7 separate regions of the Mus musculus genome follow, and regions 2, 3, 4, 5, 6 and 7 are each linked to region 1. The links are chromatin loops, found by intact Hi-C in ENCODE. Cell type or tissue: heart. All regions are shown on one strand.

The links. A loop is a pair of places that touch in the nucleus more often than their neighbours do. Peaks named below come from ENCODE experiments on the same cell type or tissue, not always from the same donor. Only the 100,000 strongest peaks of a DNase experiment are listed, where the experiment ranks them.
Region 2: it touches region 1 in a loop (6-fold over the local background); 13 of 42 quality-filtered maps call a loop at or near these places.
Region 3: a loop joins it to region 1, with 2.1 times the contacts of the local background. A loop is called at or near these places in 2 of 42 quality-filtered maps.
Region 4: a loop joins it to region 1, with 2.4 times the contacts of the local background. A loop is called at or near these places in 17 of 42 quality-filtered maps.
Region 5: it touches region 1 in a loop (4-fold over the local background); 17 of 42 quality-filtered maps call a loop at or near these places.
Region 6: a loop joins it to region 1, with 2.9 times the contacts of the local background. A loop is called at or near these places in 3 of 42 quality-filtered maps.
Region 7: a loop joins it to region 1, with 2.4 times the contacts of the local background. A loop is called at or near these places in 3 of 42 quality-filtered maps.

The regions. Positions count from the first base shown.
Region 1 is chr16:49,853,196-49,857,195 of GRCm38, forward strand. It overlaps Cd47 (CD47 antigen (Rh-related antigen, integrin-associated signal transducer)), which reads left to right and starts at 2,466. Exons shown (of 9, transcript NM_001368415.1): 1 at 2,466-2,637. The coding sequence starts at 2,592. It also overlaps Gm4633. In heart, a CTCF peak has its summit at 1,997; a DNase peak (open chromatin) is centred at 2,396; H3K4me3 peaks cover 2,607 bases; H3K27ac peaks cover 2,045 bases.
Region 2 is chr16:49,697,065-49,701,064 of GRCm38, forward strand. It overlaps Ift57 (intraflagellar transport 57), which reads left to right and starts at 2,230. Exons shown (of 11, transcript NM_028680.3): 1 at 2,230-2,485. The coding sequence starts at 2,274. In heart, no CTCF peak of the experiment used is centred here; a DNase peak (open chromatin) is centred at 2,087; H3K4me3 peaks cover 1,719 bases; H3K27ac peaks cover 1,125 bases.
Region 3 is chr16:49,995,065-49,999,064 of GRCm38, forward strand. It overlaps Gm6936 (predicted gene 6936), which reads left to right. Exons shown (of 4, transcript NR_045001.1): 3 at 542-674; 4 at 1,515-2,411. Among named protein-coding and RNA genes, the nearest start is that of Gm6936, 17 kb to the left of the region's middle. In heart, a CTCF peak has its summit at 2,133; DNase peaks (open chromatin) are centred at 967 and 2,147; H3K27me3 peaks cover 1,661 bases.
Region 4 is chr16:50,034,574-50,038,573 of GRCm38, forward strand. All of the region lies in intron 2 of Gm4827 (predicted gene 4827), which reads right to left. Among named protein-coding and RNA genes, the nearest start is that of Gm32101, 13 kb to the right of the region's middle. In heart, a CTCF peak has its summit at 2,094 (motif pointing left); no DNase peak of the experiment used is centred here.
Region 5 is chr16:50,044,243-50,048,242 of GRCm38, forward strand. Gm4827 (predicted gene 4827) reads right to left here. Exons shown (of 4, transcript NR_045935.1): 2 at 1,524-1,798. Among named protein-coding and RNA genes, the nearest start is that of Gm32101, 3.4 kb to the right of the region's middle. In heart, a CTCF peak has its summit at 1,976; a DNase peak (open chromatin) is centred at 1,979; H3K4me3 peaks cover 796 bases.
Region 6 is chr16:49,526,758-49,530,757 of GRCm38, forward strand. No RefSeq gene overlaps it. Among named protein-coding and RNA genes, the nearest start is that of Gm31494, 120 kb to the right of the region's middle. In heart, a CTCF peak has its summit at 2,490 (motif pointing right); no DNase peak of the experiment used is centred here; H3K27ac peaks cover 485 bases.
Region 7 is chr16:49,520,818-49,524,817 of GRCm38, forward strand. No RefSeq gene overlaps it. Among named protein-coding and RNA genes, the nearest start is that of Gm4802, 110 kb to the left of the region's middle. In heart, no CTCF peak of the experiment used is centred here; no DNase peak of the experiment used is centred here; H3K27ac peaks cover 991 bases.

The sequences.
Region 1 (4,000 bases):
CCATATTCCTCCACTCTAAGGTCAGAAGTGATTCAGGGGAAACCACACGTCTGATGAAAACTCAAGGAAAGGGCCCAGGTGAGAGCTCCAGAGAACACCAGAATAAGTAACTCCAGGCCCATGGTACCTCTTCTGTTTCCTTATCTGAACTGGGCACAACACCCTACCCACAGCTTGTGTGGAGACTCTTAATTAACATAGTTAATGTGTGCTACCTGTGTTCAAAATATCTAATGTGCACCTATCCCCTCCTCTCTCATGCCAAGCTCAAAGTCTGGATAAAAATGTTTGGATCAATTGGAAGAGAACTTCTAAGGACTTTAGGTTCTGGACTTGGAGTTTAAGGTTCTCTCAGAGAGAAGTTATCAACTCTGCAGAAATTGCTATAGAACTTTTCTGGGATAGACTCAACCTCACGCCCCATCTCAAATGCCCGAGAGAACAGTTACCACCCTCTTGACTTCTCATCCAACCAACTTATGCCCATTCCATTTTCTGCACAAGAAGACAATCATATGGCCCCCGTAGCTCCCAGCATAACACAGAGCATCACTGGATCTCCACCTCTGCAGGTTGGGCACAGTGTTTTCCAGTCAGTAGTCAGCTTTACAGGGTTAGCTGCATCCAGGAACAGCTGACAGCCTTTTTTAGCCGAGCAGCTGCTCTCTGATACACAATGTCCCTAACGCTCAAGGTCTGGTGAGCGGTCATTGTTTTGTATCCATATCAGCATTAACCGGTTCCTTTGATAGTCGGAGGGTATCTGGTCTGCCATTGAAAACCTTAACCATCAGAACTCTTAAGTCACATTAACACATCATCTAGATCAATGGGGGTGGGGGGGAAAGGGAACTTTTGGGGTTTAAAGAATTGATAATGTGGAGGAAATCTCTCTCTCTCTCTCTCTCTCTCTCTCTCTCTCTCTCTCTCTCTCTCTTTCTCTGACACACAGACACACACACAGTTGTATACTAAGGGATGTTTGTTGAGTGCTATTCTCTGAGCGTAACAGCAATCATGTTCCTCAGAACAGTGGTGACTACTTGTGACTCTCAAGATAGGATGTGCTGACTGTGGATCTTTCCTCCAGGAAGGAGAGTGACAGGAGGGTCATTGAACCCTTACTTGAGATTCTAGCTACTTCCTCTTGCACCTCTCAGACACCCCTAAGTAGGTGCTAGAGTATGCCGACTATAGAAGGGTATCAAAAGAACGGGGAATTCATGCTGCGGTGAAATTTTTAGGTGTGGTTGCTTTCAGATCTTCTGCGCTGCTGGGTGGGAAGTAACTTATAGCAAGCTCAAGAAACCTTTTGGTCCAAGACTGACTTCGGTGGAATCCTACTTTAGTTTGTTGTTGGTACCCTATCTGGGAGGGAGTGGTTATTTCCTTAGGAAAATAATCATGAAATAAGGACACTGTCACAGCATCATAGACAGTGGCAAGTTTTATCCTGAATTGGATTGCTGCTACACTGGCTATTGAGAAGGAAATGGGGTAGAAGACTTTAAGAAGTGCAATAAATAGTGTGATAGTCTTTTAGCTCAGCTCAGAGAATATCACCCAGAATGGGCACCCATTATTACAGAGATCAAGTCCTTTTAGTCAAAGGACCTTTGCCTCAGGGTGAAGAGAGTGGCTTAGAGCTACACTTTTAAACCTATTCAAGAACTGAACTCAAACAGGTCAGAGGTCTACACAAGGATGCAGACATAAGCCAGTTTCCCAATATTGCCGATAGCGTCAAGGATCTGTTTACTCACACGGGGCCTGTCTGCCACAATCCTTGTGTCTGTCACCCTTTCTCCTTCGTGGTTTTAAACTGCTCATTATGCATGGAACTTGATTGCCCAACCCTGCTTGGGGGATGAAAACATTAGCCAACAAAGAAAGAAAAACAGATAAGGAGGTCCACTTCTGGAACAAGTCAGACCGGGGAGAGATCAGGGCCAGGGGGAGCCAGAGGGAAGGAGTTCCTCGGGGGCCAGGACCTGGTCACAGCGCCCTCTCTCCGCCCAGCCCTGCGGCTCCAGGGCTGCGCGCCTTGGGAGGGAAGATGGTGAAAGCAGAAGCAGCGCCTACACCGGGAGAGCAGGGAGGAGGAGTTGGACTGAGGTTGGGCGGCTCCGAGGTCCAGGGCGAGCTTGGCCAGAGGGAGTAGAGAGCAGCGGGGCTGCGCAGGGACGCGTGCCGTGAGTTCCGGTGAGCGTGTGTGTCCCATGCTCCCGTCTTTCAGGCCGGCCCAGGACACGAAGCCGGAAGAGAGCTGGCTGGAGGGACGGGGGCCGTGAGCAGAGAGTGCAACCCGCGCAGCCCCGGGGACAGGCTGATTCTTGGCGCTCTCCGCCGGAGCCTGCCCAGGGCTGGGTGTGAGGCTGGCGTCACGTCAACGAGCAGAGGCGGCCAGGCGGGGCGGAGTGCGCGTGCGCGGGGCGGCGAGCACGCGCGCGCGCGCACCCCCGGGCAGCCTGGGCGGCCGCTCCTGCCTGTCACTGCTGCGGCGCTGCTGGTCGGTCGTTTCCCTTGAAGGCAGCAGCGGAGGCGGCGGCTGCTCCAGACACCTGCGGCGGCGACCCCCCGGCGGCGCGGAGATGTGGCCCTTGGCGGCGGCGCTGTTGCTGGGCTCCTGCTGCTGCGGTGAGTGGCTCGGGGATCCCGGCTCTCAGGCTGGTGCGCAGCACCCAGGCGCCCCCGCAGGAGTGTGGGCTGCACCCCCGCCGGCCAGGCGGCGCCCGGAGGAGAGCAGAGAGAAGAGGAGAGGGGTGGCGGGATGCGCGGGCCCTGCGCACCCGGAGCGCCACTGTGGGAGGGCCCGGCGGGGCATCGGCGCCCCTGCCTCCTCCCTCTGCTCTCCTTCCCTAGTCCCTTTCCCCCCCGGGGAGAGCGGGCTGAAGCTCCTCACTCTCCAGTGCGCACACGTAGGAAGAACTGGGAACAACCGCAACTGTGCAAAACCCCAACTGCAAAGAAAGCGAGGGGGCAGCTGCCGCCCCCCCCATCCCCTCCTCTTGCACCCCTCTCCTTTCTCAGAGCTTTCACGCAGCATTTGGGGTTGAAGGACTAGAGTGGGAGGCCCGGGCCTCTTGTGATGAAGTGCGCATTTTGGTGAAGTCGACCAGAAAGGCTTTTTGCCCTACCGCGTAAGCACTGGAGCAGAGAGAACACGGTGGACCCAAGTTTTATTTCCCACCCAGCTTTTATCGAAGCTTTTTTTTTCTTTCCCTCCCTCTGACCGCGTATTTTTGTGGTTGTTGTTTTGAATCCTCAAAACAAGCTTCCTGGAAACACTTCTCGTGACACCCCCGCTACCCCCCTCCCTTGCCAGCACTTTAATATATTCCTTATTGTAGATTAAAGTTTTTTTTTTCCCTCTTCCTTGGAGCAAACGTATTTTAAGATTTGCCCAGATATTGCCAGTGGTCTAAAGACAGTAATTGCCAGGGATGCACCTCCTCTTTTGTAAAGTATTTTGCTGTTTATGAACGCGTACCTCCTTTGTAAAAAGCCGAGGGAAGAATAGGAATTTTTGTGACCATATACCGCCCGGCAAGCTTCATATCTGCAGATTCCTCTGCGAACTTTTGGTAAGAATCGGAACAGACTTGCAGCAGGATAACAGCAAATGTTAAATTTGTCTTAGGATGGATGCTAAATTAATTGAACCTTAAACTGATGGTTAACCTCACAATGCCTTATAAAGGCCAGTGTTTGGGATCTATTTCCAAGATGCCCTTAATACCCTGCCCACCACTTCCCTCTCCCAATCATCCTGGGTGTTGTAGCTGATAATAATAAAGACCTGTGTTATCTAAATTGTTGGTATTGGATGTTTTCTGATTTTAGTCGTTTTTACTGTGCTTGTTACCATCGTTATCATTATAACACTGTTTTCAAATACCTGTTGTATAATCAGAGAGCTTTCATATTGAGCCAGATACAAATCTGTTATAAAATGCTACTGATTCAGACCATGGACAGTGAATCTTGTTTGTCTGAAGAG
Region 2 (4,000 bases), 160 kb before region 1:
GAAAGAACCCAGATGCCCCTCAACAGAGAAATGGATACAGAAAATGTGGTACATTTACACAATGGAGTACTAGTCAGCTATTAAAAAGAATGAATTTATGAAATTCCTAGGCAAATGGATGGACCTGGAGGGCATCATCCTGAGTGAGGTAACACAATCACAAAAGAACTCACACAATATGTACTCACTGATAAGTGGATATTAGCCCAGAAACTTAGAATACCCAAGATACAATTTGCTAAACACATGAAACTCAAGAAGAACGAAGACCAAAGTGTGGACACTTTGCCCCTTCTTAGAATTGGGAACAAAACTCCCATGGAAGGAGTTACAGAGACACAGTTTGGAGCTGAGACAAAAGGATGGACCATCTAGAGACTGCCATACCCAGGGATCCATCCCATAATCAGCTTCCAAACGCTGACACCATTGCATACACTAGCAAGATTTTGCTGAAAGGACCCAGATATAGCTGTCTCTTGTGAGACTATGCCAGGGCCTAGCAAACACAGAAGTGGATGCTCACAGTCAGATATTGGATGTATCACAGGGCCCCCAATGGAGTAGCTATTGAAAGTACCCAAAGGAGCTAAAGGGATCTACAACCCTGTAGGTGGAACAACAATATGAACTAACCAGTACCCTGGATCTCTTGACTCTAGCTGCATATGTATCAAAAGATGGCCTAGTTGGCCATCAGTGGAAAGAGAGGCCCTTTGGACTTGCAAACTTTATCTGCCTCAGTACAGGGGAATGTCAGGGCCAAAAAGTGGGAATGGGTGGGTGGGGGAGTGGGCGGGGGACTTTTAGGATAGCATTGGAAATGTAAATGAAATAAATACCTAATTAAAACAAAAGAAATTTAAAAAAAGTTTACAGAAAAGCTGTCTGTCTCAAAGTAGTAGTTGAGGACTGATATAGAAGGTTGTCCTCTGACCTCCACCTGTGAGGCGTGCAATTACCCAGTTATCCTTGGATTTCTCATCTCCATTTTATTTTCTACATAAATCAGTAGTTTTATGTGTGTCTTTTATTTGATGAATAGCAATGTTTTTCATTTGGATACCTTTATTAGCATTAGAAACAAGGCTGATTAGAAAGAAAAACTCTTCCTTTTATCACAAGGATTTTTACAAATATGATTCAGATTTTAATTATGTCAAAAATATGATCCTGCTACATTATTTAGGGTGTGATATAAGCTGTTGATGACCCCTTAACAGGCACAGGGTTAATCAGACAAATGTTACACCTCTTGCTTCTGAGTTATCTTAAGAAGTAGCTAGGCAACTTCTCTTCGCTTCACTTCTTATCTTTAACTACAAGAAAGATTGCCTGATGCAGTACTTTATTGTAAGGATAAGTCACATCCCTGGTCAGTTATGTCTCCATGTGTTTTCTAGGTCAATACGTGCTGACATAATAGCAGAAATGTTCTTATCTAAATGTAAGTGCTACAATGCAGCACTTCCTTTCCAGATACTATATTTTGTGGGATTTCATTAGTACTCAAGAATTTAAATCTGCATGGGCTCGGAACAGATTGAGGCCAATGTGTGTGTGGTATAAATCTTTTCCCAAGCTGCCCTCTTCCAAGCAACCGCTTTCCTAATGGAGTGAGATAAGATCATTGTAAGACTTTAAGTCTTATTTAGAATATACTCGTAAGTCTAGCACTATCTAATAAGCAATTAAGTTAAGAAATAGACTAGCAGTCTTGCGGGTGGAATTTCTGAGGTAATGTGAACCTAAGGACAGCGAGTTTCACCACAACTTCCCACTTTGAGAAAATAAAACAAGAATCACTGAGCAAGCATAACCTCCAACACTCTGTTCTGCTTCGTTTCAGTCCTTTGAATTGCTACCTCGATGACCAGATGTCTGTTCATTCAGCAGCCCTGAGCAGAATACCAGATCCTGTGCTCCTCTTGGCTGTACTCAGCATGCAGCGCTAAATAGCTGGGGACCCTACGCCTTTAAGGCGCGCGGGAGAGGCGGAAGAGGTGGGGGACGATGCGCCACGCCCATAGGGCGGAGCTACCCCCTAGGCCAGGGACCAGCATGGCGTGACGTCACGTAAGAATCCAGCTTTGATTGGTGAAAATTTAGAGAGGCCGGCTGGGAGCGAAGGAGGCGGGTCTGGTTGCCGTGGTGACCGGCTGCCCTGCGGTTGCCTGGTAACGGTGGGGACTGTGCGGTCTGTGGGGTGCGGGCGGCGAAGGCTGCAGAGATCCTGGCCGGAGCCCAGCCGGGCGCTGGGGGTCTGAGCAGGGATGGCCGCCGCGGCCGCGGTGATCCCGCCGTCGGGCTTGGACGATGGGGTGTCTCGGGCTCGCGGGGAAGGCGCAGGGGAGGCTGTGGTGGAGCGCGGGCCAGGAGCGGCCTACCACATGTTCGTGGTGATGGAAGACTTAGTGGAGAAGCTGAAGCTGCTCCGCTACGAGGAGGAGCTACTCCGAAAGAGCAATCTGAAGCCCCCGTCCAGGTGCGTGCCTTGCCCCCAGCGCCGGGTGCTGGCTGGACCCCAGGGGGACGCTCCCCCTTAGGTGAGGCGAAGACCCCGCGCGGGGGTCCTTACATCCCTTCCTCTGGCTTCTGTGCTCAGGAAGGAAACTTCCGCACTGTGGAAGGTGTAGTTTTTCAGACTTGATCATTTTGTGGAGAAAGTAAACAAGTTTTGTAATGGCAGGGAGGACTGGGGAAGACAGTCTGCCCATTTTTCAAAACAGTCACGCACCGTCTACCAAACACAAATCTTGTTTTAAATATAATAAAATACCCAAAGTAGAAAGGGTAGAAAAACCTATCTCTAGCGATGAGCGCCCTTATCATTTAGATCTCTTTCTAGTTTATGTTTTCCTTTGCTAGACTTTGTAAACTAACAACTGTGAATACTTAGGACATTTCTGAGCAGCACTTGTTATGTAGTAAGTAAACTTGTGGGCTAATTACTATGGTTCAAACGACTTAGTGCTTTTGCAACAATACTCTTAGAAAATGGGAAGTGGAGAAGGCAAATGAAATAAGTGTTTGGAATGGCCCTCAATATAGGACCTAAAGTTCCCGCTTGCGGTAGTGGGGAAAGTTTGGAATATCCCCAAGGCAGAGCCTATAGTTGTCAAGAGTGATAGACAAAAGTCCCTCCTGTAATCATGGTAGCTTAGTGATAACTGTGTTCTATTGCTTTTTTTTCCCTCTAAATCCCGTGTTTGTTTTATTCTGTAAGAAGAAATTAAAGAGTTATTTATCGTACTTTCTTTTCCATCAATGGGACACATATCATTTCTCTTGGCAGTTTTAAGCTCTTACCCTCTTCCAGACAGGTCTGGAAGAATTCTTGTATAAAATCTGCCCACAATGCCAAGTTAGTCTGTAAAAGGAGAAAAATTAGAGAAGAAAGATCATCTTGATCCTGATCCATAATAGAAGTTTCTAGATTGGGATTATTATTTAAAATAAATTGGTCATAGTAATATAGATGGCCAACATTTTTGGTGGGGATAAAAGTGTTAAGTTTTTCAAATTTATCTGTCAAACAAAGGGAAAGTGGACTTACTATTAATAGTAATATTATTAACGAGCTCTTATTAATGCCTTGCTGTACTGAAACTCAAAGCTTGAGCAAGACACTTTGTACCACGGATTTGTGTGGAGATATTCTAGCCAGTAGGTCAAGGTGTCACCATCAGACTAGCACGTCCACATCACCTGGGGATGTAGGAAGAAGTTGTCAGGCTCTTGTCCAGGTCTGCCTTTTCAGAAGGTCTGGAGATAAAACATCTGTAGGTGATTCTGATATACCTTCATGCTGCCGAATCCCCATCACAGGCCCACAGTATCTGTCAGTGTCCCTTCCTCTGGCCTCAAGGAGTGATAATAAGGAATAAACAGTTATTGGTGGGTAAATTCCTTGTAAACCTGTACCTGAACATTTATACTTTCTGGATGGAAAAAGTTTAGAAAATAGAAGTATAGATCACTGATTCTTATGTAATTGGTT
Region 3 (4,000 bases), 140 kb after region 1:
AATATTATTAATTAATTAATAATATTATGATTCATGGAGAGAGTGCTGCAAAGGAGCATATATTAAAGACATTAGTTCTTCATATCTGTTGTACCCATTATTAATATTTCTTGCCATGGTATTCCTCAGGAAATGTTATATACCCACTCCAATAATAGATTTATAGGTTTTGAAAGGAAGGTGTAAATGTCTTGCATTTTAGCCAAAAATGGCCCAGAGAAGCTGTGTATTAGTGCATGAAGGTCTAACTCCTTCTATTGTGGCTTCAATGTACATTGGTTTCATGATTTTATTTAATAGTGTTATCATTTGGAGCCAGCCTTTACCTCCCCATAGACAATCACTGCTGTTCACCATTGCACTCAAAGGTTTTGTTGAATTTGTCACATAATGTTCGCTTGCCATGAGTAGAAGGATACCTCACCCTACCCTCCAATCCTACAGCTTTAAGTCTTTAGACTTCTTTAGGCATTCCCTACATTGATGATACTTGGAGCCATCTTGTTGCTACCCTGATTCTCTCTCGAAAACTCTTCCCTAGGACTACACCCTGGGTTAAAGGCAACATCATCATTTGCCTGTACGGGCTGAGTTCTCATCAGTAAATATTTCATGTACCTGATTACTCCAGAGGGAGCAACAACGTGAAAACCTAATCTTGGAGATGGCTACAGGTAGGCAGTGGGGGTGGGGGGCTTATTTTCATCTTTCCAGAAGGGGAAATGATTTATAACTGTCAGAAATCTGATAAGAAGTTGACAAGTATATGAAATTGGTTATATAAATTATAAAACATAAGTCATGATTCTATTTGCTTTGTGACAAGAAAAACTGAGTAATTTTTCATGAAGATATAAACTAAATACAAATGGCTACAATATCCGAGCAGCTGTTTGCACTCCCTTCCTGAAAGCATCATGTGTTTGTTCCCTGTGCTGATGGATGGGTGCAGAGTTTGGACGCAGAGGAGGCAGGGTTGGGAGTGGAACGAAAGGTCCAGAGAGAAGCTGCCTAGAAACATCAAAGAGGAATTTCCCTTGTGTCCCAGATTGCTTGAAGCTGCATCTGCTTGGAGTGCTACAAGAGAAGCTTCTAGACAGAGGCCAGAGAGAAAAATCTCTCTGTAAGCCTTTTAAGCCATAGACAAGGCTGAAAACTGATTGTGGGTCTTCTCAAATGTGCAGCCCACAAGCTAATCATCACAAAAGCTGAGGTGGTAGCCCCACATGACCAAAGGTTCTAGGATACAGGGTTTCTTTTAAGTGATAAAACTGCTTGAAATCATAAAATTCCCTTCTGGATAATTTGATCACGGTAGCCCTGTATTTTCCTGTCAATTGACGAAGCAAAGGCAGATGCTGGCACTAAGTTTTTCAGTTCTTATCTGTAGGGATATGGAACAGTCACCCTCCATTTGCCTTAAGAACACCTCGTTGGTCCACTATATTTTGTGTATAACCTGCTATTTTTCAGATTTTTCTACCTCTGTTCATCTCTATCATCCTTCCTTTCAGGGTCAGAAGATCCAGCCTGTTCATCTCTGTCTCTGTACATTTTCAAGCCTAGAACACATTTTACGGAATCTGACTGAGCCACCACCCTGATAGTTTTGCCCATGACGTGAGTCAGGTGCTCCACCAACCCGTCAGACTAGGAGTGGTCTGTGTCTTTCATTGGACCTTGAAGGCAGACACTTTCCCACCAGTGTCTCTGCTTACACTAAGCCCTTCTGGAGCAGCCAACAGAATAGTATTTGCTGGCAGTCTCTTGCAGCCTTCCCTATAGCTCTCTCTGTGACTTCGTTTCTGGTCGTTTGCATTTTGCATGTAAGCTATTATCATTAACATTTATTACTGACCAAAGGCCACCAACTTGGAGATGCTGTTATTGCCCTGGTCCCCTGTGGTTCATAGTGAGCCACAGATCAGCAGCTCCTGCATCATTCAGCAGCTTGTTAGAAAGGTTGTATTCAGGCCAAGACCCACTGGATCAGAATGCGCTTGTTAGCAAGAAAGCCTAGATTGCGTCTACATACATGTGTATCGAGGCACTGCCATCTAGTCTGGCATGTCCCCACTCCTTGAAAGGCCCCTCCTGACCTCTATGCTCTATTCCAAAGAACAGTGACTCCTAGTGTCTTCCATGTGGTGAACATTTTCCTACAACTCAAACCCAGGCATGCGGCCAAACCAAATGTGAATTCACTTAGTGGGAATCATGGGACAGAATATTGGACATTGAGTTTTGTCGTTACTATATTTAACTCCTATTTCATAACCATTTTGCTCTCTCTGAGAAGGGTGGAGAATTATTTTAAAATGGTTCATCGCTCCATCCAATTTTATCTTAGTTACAGGGGCTACCTCGTTGTGATTTAAAAAAATGTTTCTGCTAGAACATTTCTTTTCCTTAAAAAAAAAAAAAAGATTTGTTTACTTTTTCATTTTATATATGGGTGTTTTTCTGCATGTACATATGTGTACCACATGTATGCAAGAGCCTGTGGAGGCCAGAAGAGCTTCAAATCCTCTGGAACTGGAATTACAGACAGTCGTGAGCCACCTTGGAAGCACTGGAAACTGACCCTTCTAGTCTTGACTACTGGCTGTCTTTCCAGATTCCCAAACATTGCATTTTCAGGGCAAAAGGTCCCATCACAGTTAGCCTTTGGAGATCTTCCTGCCTTCTTCCTCTGCTTTTTTTAGATTAATTTCTGCTCTGATATGGGCCAGGCCACGTAGCAAACCAGCCTTAGCCCTCAGTAGCTCTTGCAATCCCTGCCATTCTAGTACACCCCTCTTTCAGCGGCATATGTTGGATACTAGACCATCTGTAAGAACCATTTTTGAACATAACCTATACTAAACACTTGTTAAAAAGTGCCATCCTCTTCAGACCCAATTTGATTTGATGCAGAGACAGCGGCTAAAGCCTCAGCTTCCTGGTTCTTATCCTCTGGTTAAGATTCTGTGATTCCATGGAGAGCCAGTTTGGAAATCTCAATGCCTCTTGAACTGTGACCTCTGACCTCTGGATATTGTGTAGAGAATGTTCCAGGTCATATTTGTCTGTGATGATTTTCTGTTCTTTCAATGTTCTCTTCTAGAATTCATATGAGCCGCCTGCGAGGATCTCTCAGCAAGGGAGACCACCATGAAGGATTTTTGATGGGCAGCTATCTACTACATGGGCTTCCTGGGAATTACTCTCAAGTGGGAATCAATGAAGATTCTCACCGTGGGTTTTAGCAGTTCTCAGTGGGGTTTGGTCATTTAGAAAAACCATTAAGACAGGCTCAGGTTGAGTAACTGAGAAACATGCTGGGTATCTATCAAGTAGGAGAAAAAGTTGCATCACTCAGGATTTGGGAACTTTCATGGGGGTCTTAGTGCTTCCAAGAATTTTTCTTCAAGTATGTGTGTTTGGGTGTGTATGCATATGTGTATATATGTTTGTGTGTGTGTATGTATGTATGTGTGTGTTTGGCATGTGTGTTTATGTGTGTTTGTGTGTTTTTGTATCTGTGTGTGTTTGTGTGTGTGTGTGTATTTGTGTGTGTGTGTGTGTGTGTGTGTATGTTTGGGGTATGTGTCTGTGTGTGTTTGTGTGTGTGTGTATATTTGGAGTGAGTGTGTTTGGGGTATGTGTGTTTGTATTTGCATGTGTGTGAGTGTGTATTATATCCATATATCTACCCCCACATACCTTCCTCCACACCTGCATATTTAAGTGTACTGGACGAGGATGAACACTTGGTCAGTATACTGATTTCCATTGTATCACCAGAGAGGGCACCTGTCTGTATCCCTTGGCCTCCGTTTCTCCTTTGTCATCCTAACTGCTAAGCTCCTGGACTGGCGGCTTGCTTTATATTTCCAACAGTGTTTTATTGGAATTTATTTAAAAACTTTCAAGGTTGCAAACATGCAAGCAAAGAAAGGAGAAGGCTAAACCACAGGGTTGTTCATTGCCCGAAAAGCCTGAAATATTTATTCTGTGG
Region 4 (4,000 bases), 180 kb after region 1:
AGAGCCAGGTTAACCAGCTCCATCTTCACCCTGGAGATACTGAAATGATTATGAGACAAAGAGAGAGTTGGCACCCTGAGTTCCATGATAAATAAAACAATATGCAACCTGTCGGGTGGCAGGTGAAATACCAGCAGAGAGTGTGGCGTTTCCAGCCTTCTCCATAAGCTCAGCATGGACTCATCAACCCAGAGGCAAAGTAGCCAGGATAAGGGCCAGTGAGAAGGTTCAATGGGTAAAAGCACTTGCTGCCAACCCTGAGGGTCTCATTCAACCCCCAGGATCCACAGTGTGGAAGAACAACTAACCTGAGCGAGTTGTTCTCTGACCCCAAACATACACAAAGCCACCACCCCAACCCCCAAACACTTTGGCATATGTGCTTTTCAAAGCCAGTACTAAATAACCCAGAGTGAAGCTTGCTGTCATTTCCCTTCCAGAGATGCACCAATTTCTCTCCCGCCATGTTTGTACGCTTGTGCAGTTGCTTTGGTGATCTTGAGTGACACAGAGCAGAAATGTAAGCGAACCAAATCAAATAGGAAGTCTCCTCGGTCAAACCTAACTCAGAACCATTATCACACAGGTAGAGATAGCAGCGTGGCCAGCCAGCCTGTCACTCAGAAGGAGTTTCTGTCACTCAGCCAGACTCAGTCCCTAGAGAAGATTTTGAAAGGTGCTGTCTGGCTCCAGTGAAAACCCAATTTAAAGTACTTACCAGATGACCAGGCTTCAGCCCCTTGACTTCTCCCAGATGCAAAGAACCTGATGACTCTAAGACTTGATTCTGACATGACTATCAACTATGTTCATTATTCCCAGCAGGACACACAGAAGGGAAATGTATGCGTGTCCTCCTTCAGACATAATGAAACATTCCATGAACTGAAAACCTTGGAACCCAATTATAAAAACCAAATTGCTATTTTACTCACAAAGATAAAATAGCTGTGGTCTCATCAACTTTGCCCTTTGTAATTTACCTTATCTCGTGGATTCCTCAAAATGAGGAACACATTTGTCCTATTTGGGGATTTGTTGGTCACAGGTAACAGAAACTCAATTTAGTCCAAGAAAACAGGGCAGAATGGGGTGAGGGGTTACTGTAAGGTTATAACATGGGCTCCCTGGGATTATGCCCAGGAGAGACAAAACTGATATAGCAATAGTATCTCTCACTCTCTGTTTTTAATCTCCCCTCCCTTGGGTCTTAAGCCCACCCTAGTCTGAGCATTCTCCATATCATATGACTAGATAACAGAAGTGCTCAGTTATTAAGGACTAAAGTGAGGGACAGATTGCTTGATATGAAGTACAAGCAAGGTGTCAACCCCAAACAGTATGGGATGTCCAAGTCTGGGGTTCTGCAGTCCACTTGTCACATGGGGAGATTGAGATGCAGTTAGAAGAATTTAGCAAGAGGCTGCATGGCTTCAGAGAGCTCAGCATTCCATACAGTCACATTCAGCTTTGCATCGCAAAGCTCACTTGCAGTTGGATCACTGGCAGAGTATTTAATCTTTGTGCTTCAATTTCCTCCCCATCAGAACAGGCTCTCATGTCAAAGGTTTGTTTTTAGGATTAAATCGAATGAGTTCCTTTATTTGAGTCATCTAATTCAGTGCCTGGGAGATAGCAGCACACACAAAGCTAATAGCCTCTATCTGACCTTAGAAACCATGCCTTCACCTGCATCTCAGTTTCATCGCTGAGTTACGCAGAGTCTTCTGGGGTTCAGCCCTGTGTCAGTAAGCAGCCACTCCCAGACTGCCAGCTCCGAGGGGACTCTTGTCTCATTTCTTTTGCATCCTACCCTGGGCTGGCCAAACACATTGGTAGTCTCTTCAGGTTCCTGCGGAATTAAACCGGCTGAATGAGTTCACATGTCACTTCTCGTCCCAGCAAATCCCCTAGGATCATGCACCATTTCTTGTTTCATTGTATCTTTCCCTGGCTGGTTCTCTGGGGGAACAAACCTATTTTGCTTTCCTTGGTCTCCATTCTCTCTCTCTCTCTCTCTCTCTCTCTCTCTCTCTCTCTCTCTCTCTCTCTCTCTCTCTCTCTCTCATGCAGCTCCACCTGGAGGCGAGTGGCTTGAGCTTGTCAAAGCAATCAAATCCATCCTAGCAGAAAAAGATGACCCAGTCTAGAAGAGCCCTTTAATTCCAGATGACTCCAATTGAAGGGACCGAAGCAGAACTCTTGAGTCTCCGATATCTTGAGTGTGTCATCATGAAATCTCTTTGATACGGGTGGGAGATGGTATGGAGATCTGAACATCATTACATCAAACAGGAAAACTACTTAGTTCATCGTCTCACAATCCTTCCAAAGTTAGGACGAAGTCTGCATGTCAAACCAAGGCATTCAGAATTCTCTTAGACACATTGCCAACTCTGAAGACAGATCCAGCACCTCATGCATGAATGACAGGAAAGGATGCAGAAGGGAATTCGTATCTGACAAATGCTATCAGCTGTCTGCATTGAGCAGGGCACTTTACATTATGGAATCTCATTTCCCCAGCAACTTTGCAAGGCTGCTAATATTATTCCAGTTTTATAGATGAAAATTACCAAAGTTAATTGACTCTGGATATGCAATTAGAAAGGTGATGTACTGGAAACCAACAGAGGAGCCGCTATAGATACCAGATGAGTGTTACTTTACCAAACTACTGTTTTCCAAATTTTACAAAATGCAGTCTAACTACCCATTGACTGAAAGAAAAGACTGGCCACCAAAGCATCTAGCTGAGAAAGAAGAAAGGTAAGTCTTGGTTACAAGCCAGGCAACTGGGTTAACCATCACTGATATAGAAACTTTTGTACTCTTTGAAGACGCTGAAGGATCATTCTAGCATGCTTAAATTAATTGATACTGGGCTCTACCTGTTGAGTGACCATTGACAAATTATTCAAACTTGATAATTTCCTCACCTACTAAAAAGATGGATACCATATGCTGTTACCTCCCAATATGATAAAGATGAAATAAAATGGCTTTTGTGAAGTGTCCCTTGCTTAGGATTGTGCCTGGCTCCTCATACTATGCAAGCTATCATCAATAGTTGATATTTTTAAAGAAATGGGAACGTTTTTAATCACTGGAATTGCTGTATGATGGCCAGTAGGCAGCCTCTCTCAAAAAAGAGATGCGATTCATTTAGAAATAGCAGTGCATGTGCATGCAGACAATAATGCAATAATATCTTTAAATACAGCTTGTTCGCCTAAGAATATAAGAACAGACTGCTTCCCATTGGCTCTGAGCACCTCTCTTGCTTGTTTATGTTGTTAAATTGCTTAGCAACCTCTCCTCCAGGCTTGAGCAGAGACATAAAATTTCAGTCAAGAACAGAAAGGTATAGAACACCACAAAATCTTATAGAAATCAATCATATTGAAGATTAAACACAAAAATACTTTTTGCATACAGTATCTTCTCATGATTTCCCTTTTATTTGAATTCAATTCCTTTTCCTACCTCTCTCGAGAGATCGGAGCTGTCCGCAGTAACAGGGTGTGCTGATGGGAGTGGAAGGGACTTTGCAGGAAGGTGTCACTCATCAGTGATCTTATATTTTCTTCTCCTTCCCTTTTCCCCGCTGGACCAGTTTAGTAATCATGAGCAGGAAGACTTGACAGTGATAAACTCCATATAGGAAAGGGTAAAACATTCACTTTTATGTTTTCAAGGAACAAGGGCCCAGCTCTTGCTTCCGTTAGTCTGTAATTCATAAGCCTACAATTCTCCTGGTCCTGGAACTCCATCAGCTATAAATATTCCTCTGCCCAGGGTCATAATCTTCTATGTCTGATAGTTTCCCTACCTTCTACATTCTACCCTATATACCTCATCCGTAACAGTCTCCACACTAGGTCTTATCGTTGGCGATGCATTTTAAATCCTGTTTTCAAACAAGGTGGAGGCAGGCAAATGTTTAATAGTTGACTGGGAACTCAGCCTTCTTTTTCTACAGGAATCTTCGAAGGCAGGG
Region 5 (4,000 bases), 190 kb after region 1:
TCAGAGTTACAGGAGATTGTTAGGTCCCACAGCATGGGTGCTGGGAACTGTGCCAGTTTCTCTGCAAGAACAGGAAGCCCTCTTAACTGCCCAGCCATTTCTTCAGCCTCCCTTGATTATTCAGCCAGAGACCTCAACCCATGGAATGATACCACCTGCCTTCATGACACACCTCAGCTCCTCCTTGGTTAAACCTCTCTGGAAGCAGACACATCCAAGGGACACACAACTCCCAGGTCATTCCAAGCCCAGTCAAAATGACCCTGAAGATAAACCCCAGCAGACTACATTCTGGCTATGGGAAAGAACATCATCTAACCAAGGCAGGACAGCCAGGGCTACACAGAGAAACCCTGTCTCGAAAAGAAAAAAAAAAAGGAATATCTGATTTACATTTTAAAAGACCAATCTGGTTGCTACAGTGGCAAGTGAAGCCCCTCTTTGGGGAAAGGTGGCAGTAAGAAACTGCCGACAAGATATTTTGGGTATCCAGGTGAAAGCTGATGAATGGTGGCTTGTCCCCGAGAGGAGCTGCAAAGATGGCGAGGAAGCGACAGATGCAGACTATTTTGGAGGTAAGCCAACAAGAATTGGAAGGGGATGGAAGATACTATTTCTAAATAAAGAATACAACAGTTCCTATCTTTAGTTCAAAAGCCTTTTATGTCAAATGATATAGCAGCTAATAGATCCACTCTAAAAATATACTTAATGTACATTTATGCTAATATTAAAGTTCTTTAGGCCTTTAAAGTTTTTCTATCATAAAAATAGTGCATGCTTATGAAAGAAAAATTCCAGATACAGAAAAACAAAAGTTAGAATATTATATATATATATATATATATATATGATACAAGTTTTTTTTTCTGAAAAATTATGGTTTGATCTTGCATTGTGAGGGCGCCAAATCAAATTCCTTTCTCTTTCTCTGTCCCTGTCCCTCCTCTCCCTCTGTCTGTCTGTGTGTGTCTCTCTCTGTCTCTGTCTCTCTCTGTCTCTGTCTCTCTGTCTCTCTGTCTCTCTCTGTCTCTCCCCCCCCTTCTGTCTCTGTTTTTTTTTTCTCTCTCTCTCTCTCTCTCATTTGAAAAACTGCAGTTTAACCACAGCAACACAATAGCTTCCTGTAGATCTATTTTGTGTATCAGAGATACCTTCCCGGGGGGCAGACTGGGGCTAGTGGAGTTCCACCTCTCCCAGACCTTAACTTAAGAACTTCACTGGCCTGCTACACAAATCTATATCTATTCCTGTTTTGATGGGGAGGAGGAGGAGGAGGAGGAGGAGGAGGAGGAGGAGGAGGAGGAGGAGGAGGAGGAGGAGGAACCCCAGTTATTGACAGCAACATTTGCCTGAGCAAGGATGAATAATTCAGGTCAGTGGGGGAGCTAGTTGGAAAACCTTTTAAAAGGGCAGTCAAGCCTGTGTTTAGAATCCAGCTGATGTGTGGCCTGTTTCTGTAGGAGGGCCCTTGAGTTCTGTTATTTTTAATGCATTTGCCCTATACCCCTCCGCAAACTCACCCATGCACTAGGTTCCCTATTTGACCTTGTCAATTTAAAACTTAGGATGCGGTCGATTGCTGCACGGGATTGGCGAGAGTGAGTGGTTAGGGGACACAGCAGGGGCACGGGACCCTAAGGTCCTGCGCAGAGAGAAGAGCCGAAGGCTAGGCTGGTCTTTCAGCAGCGTCCCATCCCAGGCTGGTGAGGTAGCGCGAGCCAGTGAGCTGTAAAGTGGCAGGAACCTCCGCGCAGCATCCTCTCCCCTGCCGCGCGCAGTAATGGATCTCTGCGTCCTAAAAGAGGAAGATAATACCGGGTTTAGCTTATAAATAGATGGTTGTATGCTCTCCCTGCGAAGCATTGATTGAGACAGCCAAGCTGACTATTGATCTAATTTTAACTTACATTTTAGCCCTCACGCTCCCGCCTTCCTGTCAGTGCTCCGGTGAGTGACCGGCATTAGCCAGTGAAACCGCTAGAGGGCGAGCCGCTTGCCTCCTGGGCTCTATGGGTCTGGCCTCTATTTATGCAGACTAAACAATGCTAGCCTTCATCGAATCTGAAAGATAGGAGTTTGCTTTTCTCGCGCTGGGATGACCTCATCACTGATGAAAGTCAGAGAAAAGCATAGAATTGGACGACTGGCAGCAGAGAGAGATAAAGCTTGCAGTTAACCTCCTCCCACTCCACCACTTCCACAGAACACCAGGCATGTGCTTCCTACCCAAACCTGGTGAAACAGTGAGGGCAGACGAAGGGAATGAGAAGTTCTCGCAGTTGTCACTCCTGTGAAACAATCACGGTGTAAAAAGTTCATACTGCCTATGCCCTGCCTTTACTGAGATGTCACTAAATGCCAGTACGAGGCCGACCTCCAGGCAAGTGACTTAATTTAAAAATATATTATTTCAGGCCAGCCTAGGCTAGAAACTGAGACCCTGTCTCAAAACAGCCAAAACAAACAAAACACTATATATGTGTGTGTATTCATTATTTCTAAACATAATTCATATTGTCAAGGTTTAATGAATACCAGCAATTTCATACTAGTGGTTTATGTAGCTCAAATCTTGTGGTATTAATAGGGTTGGGAATTGAAGCCCACCACTTTCTCGTTCATTACCTTTTGAATCATGGAGTATTGGATACAATGTGTGGGGGTGCCAGCTATGATCAGGTTAGGCTGATCTAGATCAGGCTAGCCTATGGGCATGCCTGGAGGGGCTTTTTTCCTACTTAGGTTAAATGGAAAGACCCAGCTCGGTGTACACAGTACTATTCTCTGGCATTTGGGTCCTAGGCTGTATTAAGTAAAGCAAGGAAAAAACCCCACCAGAAACAGAATGCATACCTCTCCAGACGTTCCCACCTCGCCCTGAGCTTCCTCAGCATTTAGACCTGCCTTTCCTGATTGAATAAAACATTATTCGTAAGAGCTAGTGGCTGCCAAGCATCTGTTTCAGGTCAGGCATTGTGCTTGCCATTATAATTACATTCATTACCTCATTAAATCCTCAAGAAAACCTATCAGATTCTATTATTAACTCATTTTAGAGCTTAAGAAGCAGGCTACAGTCTTTGCCTAAAGTGGAGTACCTAGAAAGGGACAGAATCCTTGTTGATTCTGTGAGGGATTGCCTAGATCAGGCTAGCCTGTGGGCATGCCTAGGAGGGGCTTTTTTCTTTCTTAGATTAATTGGTGTGGAAAGACCCAGCCAACCGGCCCGCTGTATGCAGTGTCTCTGGGGTTGAGTCCTGGGCTGTATTAGAGTAAAGCAAGCAAGCACAGGTGAATTTATTTCTCTCTGCTCTAGACTGCGGATGTGCTCCGACTAGTTGCTTCAAGCTCCTGCCAGTGTGACTTCCCCCCAAAATAATGGACTATAAGCTGGAATTGTGAGCTAAAATAGGCCCTTTCTCCCATAAGTTGTTTTTTTATATCGGGATATTTTATCCCAGCACCAGAAACGGAAGTAGGACAACCATCATGTTGCTAGGTAGCCGGTTAGATATTAGCAGGATGAGAGGACATTCAGGCTGGGCTACCTTCTCAGAATCAGCAACGTGGAAAAGCAAAGAACTGGAGCTTCCTCACCACATCTCTGGCCCTGGTGCGATGCTCTGAAATGCCAGGATATGATTAATGGGTAACCGTGAAAACCTGGCTCAGGAACTCTAAACCTTATAAGGTTACTGTATAGCAGGAAACCTTCTGATAAAGAGCAAGTCGCCACATAAACAGTCACAGAGGCACACACCTATGATCCAGTTCTCAAGAAGAGACAGCAAGAGGACCGGAAGTTTAAGGTCATCCTCAGCTACATAACGAATTCCAGATTGAAGCCAGACAGAATGCATGAGACCTCGTCTAAATGAACAGGAACAAGGGTGCACTAATACCCGCTCCTGTCAGAGTTGATCCAAGGATCATCAAAGAACACACCCAGGAACAAAAGTAGCTTGTCATCTGGTTCTGTCAACTAAGCTTTATCAAA
Region 6 (4,000 bases), 330 kb before region 1:
CTTTAGCCAAATTTATCATGAGAAATGGGAGCAAAACATAGAGGAAATATCTAAGTAACACAGTTTAGCCCCAAAAATGAGTGGGTTCAAAGATGCTGATAAGGATATAGGAGTGCTGCTAGCATGCTAAGGCAATCGATGGTGTTAGAAAACCATGCACTTTGTACCAGGATAGCAAGAACGATTCCTCAAGGGCACCAGAGGAACTGACAAACTCTTGCTCATTATGGGGTCAAAGGCATGGCCATATAAACTTGCTTCAAGACTCTCCTTTGAAATATGAGTCTTTGGACCTCAGCTGGCACTGAAGTAGTGATGGAGTTCTTTCCTCGAATCATTTCCCCTGTGAGTATGGACACCAGATCACTCATCAGATCAAGTGACTGTAGCCATGGTCAAGTGGGCCCTAGTAAAGGTCCCACTTATGACCTTGGTGCCAACCCCCACATAATACTGCTTCACAATATGATAAATGTCACAGTTACGGGGGTCATGAAGACTTCAACTTAAATTTCAAAATCAGTTTAGAAAGACAACAGTGGAGTCAGAGAACTCAATGGAAGCCTCTGTTAGGATGATATGTACAGCAGTGAGAATCCTTGGAAAGAGAGACGGCAAGAATATGCACCTGTGATGTCCCCTAAAAGCAATGTATGCAAGATTTGGTAGTCTGCCTGCGACAGTATAGAAAGGTAGCTGAAACACTGTGGTCTGGAGCCTAGAAAATGGATGTTTGTCTGATCAAGATATTGGGGCTATCCTCTTCCTCTATATCTTCAAAATCTCTCCTCCCAAAAAGTGAGTTTATCACAGGCTCACCATTGTGGTGCTCTGCTTCATAACATGTCCCAAAGCAACACAGCTAAGTGATCATAGGCTGAAGTCTTCCAAGTTGGAAGCACAAATAGATCTTTCCTGCTTCTAGGTTGTTTATTTCAAGTATTTCCTCACAGCCATGGAAAGCTGACTTAGACGTAAGAGGCTACACACAGCATGCAGAGCCAACCTGAGATAGGTCACGTGGAATGAAGCCAGCAGCAAAGCCAGAGAAAGTTTTGTCCAAGCCCTTGGAAAGCCAGTATGCTATCATCTGCCCAAGATGCAGGACATGGAAACTTGAGGTTCATTTGTCCCATAGAGTTTCTGTCTGATTCTTCCTTTCTTGACCCAGAATTCTCTCCTTTGGATTGGGAATGTCTATCCCATGCCATGATCTTACAGGTATGTTCTTTGTTTTGATTTTTTAAGGCTCACACCCAGAAGTTTGTCTCAAGTATCAGAGTAGACTCTGAATTTGTACTGTTGAATACGGCCAATATTGATTAAGATTCTGAACATAGACTTAATTTGCTTTGTGCTGAGAAAAACAGTAAGCTACTGGACCAGAGCAGAATGTTATAGTTTAAATCATGAATGTTCCCCAAAGTGCTATACCTTAAAGACCTAGTTCTTAGCATACACCATTATTGATGGGTGATAGAAATGTTACAAACTGGACCTTATAGAAGAATGGTACTGGGGACATGCCAATGAAGGGACATTGGGACCCTGGTTCTCCTTGCCTTCCTTTATCTCAAGCTCTGCTGGTCCTTTGCTTATGCACACATGCCCATGTTATTTTTAATGGATATTTTCTTTATTTACATTTCAAATGTTATACCTTTTCCAGGTTCCCACCACCCAAAACCCCCTATCACAGCCCCCCTGCTTCTATGAAGGTGTTCCTCCACCCACCTACCCACTCCCACCTCCCTGCCCTGGCATTCATCTACACTGGGGCATGGAGCCTTCACAGGACCAAGGGCCTCTCCTCCCATTGATACCCAACAAGGCCATCCTCTGCTACATATGCAACTGGAGCCATGGGTCCCTCCATGTGTACTTTTGGTTGGTGGTTTAGTCCCTGGGAGTCTGGGGTCAGGGGAAGAAAGTGGTCTGGTTGGTTGATATTGTTGTTCCTCCTATGGGGTTGCAAACCCCTTCAGCGTCTTCAGTCCTTTCTCTAACTCATCCATTGGGGACCCTGTGCTCAGTCCAATGGTTGACTGAGTATCTGCTTCTATATTTGTCAGGCTCTGGCAGAGCTTCTCAGGTTATATCAGGCTCCTGTCAACAAGCACCTCTTGGCATCCTCAATAGCTTCTGGGTTTGGTGACTGTACATGGGATGGATCCCCAGGTGAGGCAGTCTCTGGATGGCCTTTCCTTCAGTCTCTGCTCCTCACTTTTGTCTCCGTGTTTCCTCCTGTGAGTACTTTCCCCTTTTCTAAGAAGGACCAAAGCATCCACACTTTGGTCTTCCTCTTTCTTGTGCTTCATGTGATCTGTGAATTTTGTCTCATGATAAGACAATTCTTTTATCTATCACATGGCTACTACATGGTATTCTGCTGCAGTTCTGGACTAAAGGGAACTGCAGATGAGTCAGTTTTGCTGTCTCTAAAACTCTGAAAGGATTGCCTCAAGTATTTTGATCCAGTGACATAAGTTTACCAGCAGATGGAGCCAGTACTGAAATGTGAACATCAGGTGGCAGATGTGACATCAGTTCTTCAAGCTGCAGTAGGTTCAAATGTTTTCTTCATTTGGGAAGTTAAAGAGCTTCACATTGGAATGGCTGAAATGACAGCGGAGGGTGGGGGCATGAACGGCCCTATTTACCTGCTTACCTTTTCTCCTTTCTCAAAATAACATGAGCTCCACAGAGTACAGCTGGGAAAAACTGGCCCACTAAATAGATCACCTTCCTCCAGCTCTAGTCTGGACCACTATTAAGGCAGTGAGAACAGATGCACCAAGGTCCACAGAACTTAAAGAATTGTCCTCTGCCTGCTGGTATTTATATCAGAGTTCCAGGAAATTTGCATTTTCTGTAACTCCATTACCTGAAGCTGAGAGTCAGTTGGAAAGTTCAAGTGGTAGGTGTTGGAAAGATGTTTGGTTTCCTGTTTTGCACATGTGGATGTTGTAATGACTTGCTAATGGATTTTTCTCCTACTGAGAAAATTTTGGCTAGGACAGTTTGGCTGAGATGGAAGGACAGAAGACCAAATTGAACCCTAAGGTTTTTGACTTCCAGCTGGTGGGTTGGTGCTGTGGACCAAGAGAAATGTCCCTGTTGTTACTCGAAATGAGAATTAATAATTACTCAAAATATGGAGCAGGTAGAGTTAAGTTTTATAAATCACAACTTTGAGAGGATGTGTAAAATGTTTCCTACCCTCATTTCCTCTCACAAAGCTATGCCCAGGATAGAACATAGGATCCTTCAAACGACCTTCACATGCTGATCTCTGCATTCCAAGCAGAGGCAGGCAAGGAGCGTCTGAGCTGAATTTAGACTCCAGTGGATGAAGTTCAGCTGAGAACACAAAGTCACAGCAGCAACTGGAGGGAGCAGAGACTTCCAGAGGCAGTTGCCTTGTCATAGATTTCCCGGCTGTTGATATTGGCTGGTCCCCTGTGCTAAGGGAGCAGCTTGGCAGAAGGGACAAGGTTGGCGTCATGTCTGCCCATTCTCTGGTTTTGCTCAAAACTGGATTATGGCTAATGATTAAAAGACAGACAGAGATGGGGAGGGAGAAAGAGAGAGAGGGAGAGAAAAAGAGAGAGACAGACAGACAGAGACAAGGACAGGGAGACAGCGACAGAGAGACAGGGGTCAGCTTTCCCCTACAGGAAGTCAGAGCGTTCTCCCTTGACCTTGAAGCTGCAACCAAACATGTCCTCTACAAGACATTAGCTGAGCAAAAGGAAGGTTGGCACATTTTGGATATAATTGTCACACTGGGGCATCCTTGTAATCAAATCTTAAATAAATATACAGTTCACATAGCTTTTTCCAGATTAACTAGAATACCTCTATTGACAAAACTACCAGCACTGAAATATAAATGCTCGTCTTGGGTTGCTAACCCACAGCCTCATAGGTTCATTGACTATCACTAATAGTCACTGTGCACAGGTATATGCGTGTTTATGTCTGATAATATTATCTACTA
Region 7 (4,000 bases), 330 kb before region 1:
CCTCATCCAATATATTCTATATTTCACTTCGATTGGTTTGCTTCCCCTCCTGAGAAAGCAGGCTCATACCGGGAAGAGATTTGTGTCTGTTTTGTCCATTGTTCTGTCCTTAGCACTGGAGCGTGGTGCTCAGAAAGGGAAGTATTGAGTTAATGTACTATCCATTTTCTGACTCTATAAGGTGATAGGAAGTTCCTCACTGCGCCTTTCTTACAAAGCAGGGCTGTAGGCCTGCATGTGACCTGTATGTAACATAGATCTGGAGACTGATTCAAACAGTCTGAACTGAAGGTGAGGAAGCTTGGGATCCGACCATGTGGAATAGAATCCTAAGCCTTCTGCACGCAAGCTTGCTGTGTGAGCTTGACTTAGGGACACCCATGCAGAGCAGACGTGCATGTGGTGGGGGGTTTGCATTGTTGCACTTTAAGAAAGGCAACTTACCTCCTGTGTTTGAAGTAACCTCTCACATTCCCTCGAGTCTTCACAGTCATTTTATGAGTTCACATAGTTCAGTGGACTCTTGTTTGGTGAGGGAGTTCTCCCAGAGAGACTGCACTGGGTGGCCCCTATCAGAAAGAGAATGACATATATCTTCCTTGGCTATTTCATTCTTTCAGTTGATTTTCCAGTTGGCAAATGTTTGGCAGCTTTGTTACCAGTGTGTGACCTGAGGTCATGGTTTCTTACAGGCATGAAATCTGCCAAGCAACATGGACTCGCAGCTCCAGCACAATCCAGAGGTCCAGAGAGAAATATGAAGGGTGGAGAATGGTATAAAACAGCAGATTTATCAACTGTTTGGGAAAGCCATTCTCTGCAGTATGACTGGACACTACCCGCCGCAGGGAGCACTTCCGGTCTGAAAGGGTGTGTTGGGAAACCATGAAGGTTTCTCTGACTTTGATTTCCTTGAGCAGCAGGCACAGGCTCTATGTCCTCAGGCTCTTATGCTTTCTGTTTGGCTCTATTCATATCCAGAGCTTGTGGAGAACAAAATGAGAGCCAGCAAACTGCAAGAAGAATTGGAAAGCTATTTATACCATCTTTATCTTTTCACACGTAGTGTTTGCAGCACTTTCCGAAAGATGCCTTCCTGTGAGAGGCTGAGTGAGAACAATGTGTAAATGAAGTGACTGGGAGAGGCTCAGAGTGGCTATCCCACCAGCAGACTGTACAGGATGCTCACTAATTAGACTGGGGACATTTTGACTCTTGTTTTCTGGTTATTCTCTCTCTCTCTCTCTCTCTCTCTCTCTCTCTCTCTCTCTCTCTCTCTCTCTCCAGGCCACTGAGGATTCCAAGTGTCAGGTATCAATAAAAAATATGAAAGAGGCATCTCTGAACTGTCTAGATGTATCCTCTATACCCACTCCTGGTCTTCAGCAAACAACTGGAGAAAGAGGGGCAGAAATAGGGATTCAATGTACCCCTGAACTAATGATATGGCCATTCATTTACATTTCAATGTTATACCTTATTTTCTACCTTTACTTTCTAGTTGGATTTCCTAATAAAAGAGAGATTCTCTTGCTCACATGCTAATGCCTAGTGGCCTCCTTACATATAGTAGGTAGATACATTGTGGTGTTGAGCAGAGAGACTAGGTGTCACTGCCTAGTCCTCTCACATTGCAAGAATAACTTATCCAGAAGGAAGGGAAATCTGTGTGGGCACACATTGTTATAGATCCCTTGACAGCACAGGGCCAGGCAGTGTGGGTCTCAATTCTGGTTCTTGAGACTGAGTTGTTAGAGACGTCAAAACCTCCTTCCCATGCAGCAGGAGGCACGGTGTTGATAAGAAAGCAGGGCACTTCAAAAGCATCATCTTGGGCTAATTAAGATGAAATGAACTGCTTGCATGGCTTTTATTACTAGATAAGTGGTTCTTCTTTTCTGAGATGAGTCTGTCTGACACTTACTTAGAGCATATGGGGTCTATCAAAGGCACTGAGGAATGAGCCCATGGTGTACGTAGCTAAGGAAACACCCAGAAAAAAATGAAAGCTTGCTACTCTGTCTTCCGCAGGGTGAGAAAGCTGCCATGCTGAAGGAGTAAACTGATGCTTGTTAATGCCTGGGTTTTCCTTTTATTTTCTCATTGATTATTCGTATTGTTTTCTTCTTTAAACACATTCATTATGAAGAATATCAACAACAACAACACTATAATTTGGGAGGAGAGGGTATTGTCCCAAAGAATGCACTACTTTCCCATTGTATCTCCTCTTTGTTTCTTCATTACAGTTTGGAATGTGCTGTAATGAGGTGTGCTTCTTAATTATGTCCAAGTGTCTGCTTAGAGTAGAGCCATTCAACGTGAAATGATTTTCTGACGTCAAGTCAAAAAACACTGATTGAGTGACCTACTTTGTGGAAGATATTAGGGTAGGCCATATAATTTGAAAGCTACACTACAAGGACATCCACATCTCTTCTTTCAGTACATGTTTCGTTTAATTTTGTATTTTAGACAAGATTTTACCATGTAGGCTAGACTGGCCTCAAACTCACTATGATAGCCCAGGCTAGCCTCAAATGTGCACTTCTCCTGTATTTTAGTTACTTTTGTGATACAGAGATGAAAATGCATGACAGTAGGCAGGGGCAGCTCTGTCCACTGTGGTAGAAAATTGCACAAGCATTTTGTAAACAGGATAAGAGAGAATATTCAGAGAAAATGTGACTAGAAGTAAGAGTAGGTAGATACAGAGAGACTCTCTTGTGTGCTATATGGAAGCATTATCTGTCAATAAAAAAAGCTGGTGTCTTATTAGCTTAGAAAGGAAATAAGAGGTGGGAGTTCTGGCAGGGAGAGAGGATTCTGGGATAGAGTTGGGCTTAGGAGGAGATTCACCTCAAACTCTGAGGAAGATGGTTACATGAACCTGAGGAGAGGTAACTAACCATATACTGAGACTTAGAATAAACAAGATAAGAGTCATAAGCTAACAAACAAGCCAAGCCTCAGGTGTAGGCAATTACTCATAAATAATTCAGTCTTCAAGTCATTATTTCAGGACCTTGGGCACAGACTCCACTAAAGGATCTACAGCCTTCAAAACAGTGTACAGCCTGGACCTAAACATTTGAAATAGAAAACCTGAACCTAAACATTTGAAACATGAGTTGGTGGGGACCATTCCAAATCCAAACCATAAACACCTTGCCTTATTACGTGACTGCCTGAATGCTGTGATTGCTGGCCTGTGCCATCACGCTTGGGCCGACTTTCTTTATATTAGCATGTGGTTTTGAACTGTTAAAGGTCAATGCTAGGTCCATTCAGTCTATCCCTTTGTATCAATAAGAATGGCCCTTGAACTATAAGGCAGGGTGTTTTGTGACAACTCACAGGTGTCCCTTGGGAGGGCGGGAGGGGGGCGAAATCTCAGTTTAAGAAGAATACAAATATAGGTTTCTTTTCTTAGTAAAGTTCTCTGAGAAGAGTCTAAGGTCACTCACTGTGGGAGGTACCAAGTATGACCTGGATCCAAAGCCGTTCCATGACTTCTCCATATTGTTCACGTGTCTCACTTCTTCAGTTTGGAAATTTGTCTTCCTTTGTTTCTCTGATGCCAAGGAAAACTGCTATAAATCAACAAAAGATTAGGAACTTGTAAGTGTCCCACAGGGAAACATAGTTCCTATGTGTCTACTCTTCTGCTGCTGGTTTTCAGCCATGGCTGTTGATTTGAGAAGAACAAAAGTATGTCTTTCCTGTTGAGTCAGAATCCTGGGTCCATGCATTCTTTACATTTTACAAATATATTCCAAAACATATTTAGGAAGAGGGATACAAATATTGGTTAACTGAAGGAGACTCATGAAATTTATTGAGAGCCTAGATAGATTCCGTAATGGTAAAGTGAGTGTTGTACAACCACAGAGACCTGGGTTTGAATCCACAGAACCTAAGCAAAAGTTAGGCAAGATTGTTTGCGCCTATAACCCCAGAACAGGAAGACAGAGACAGGTGGCTCCCAGGGGCCTCCTTG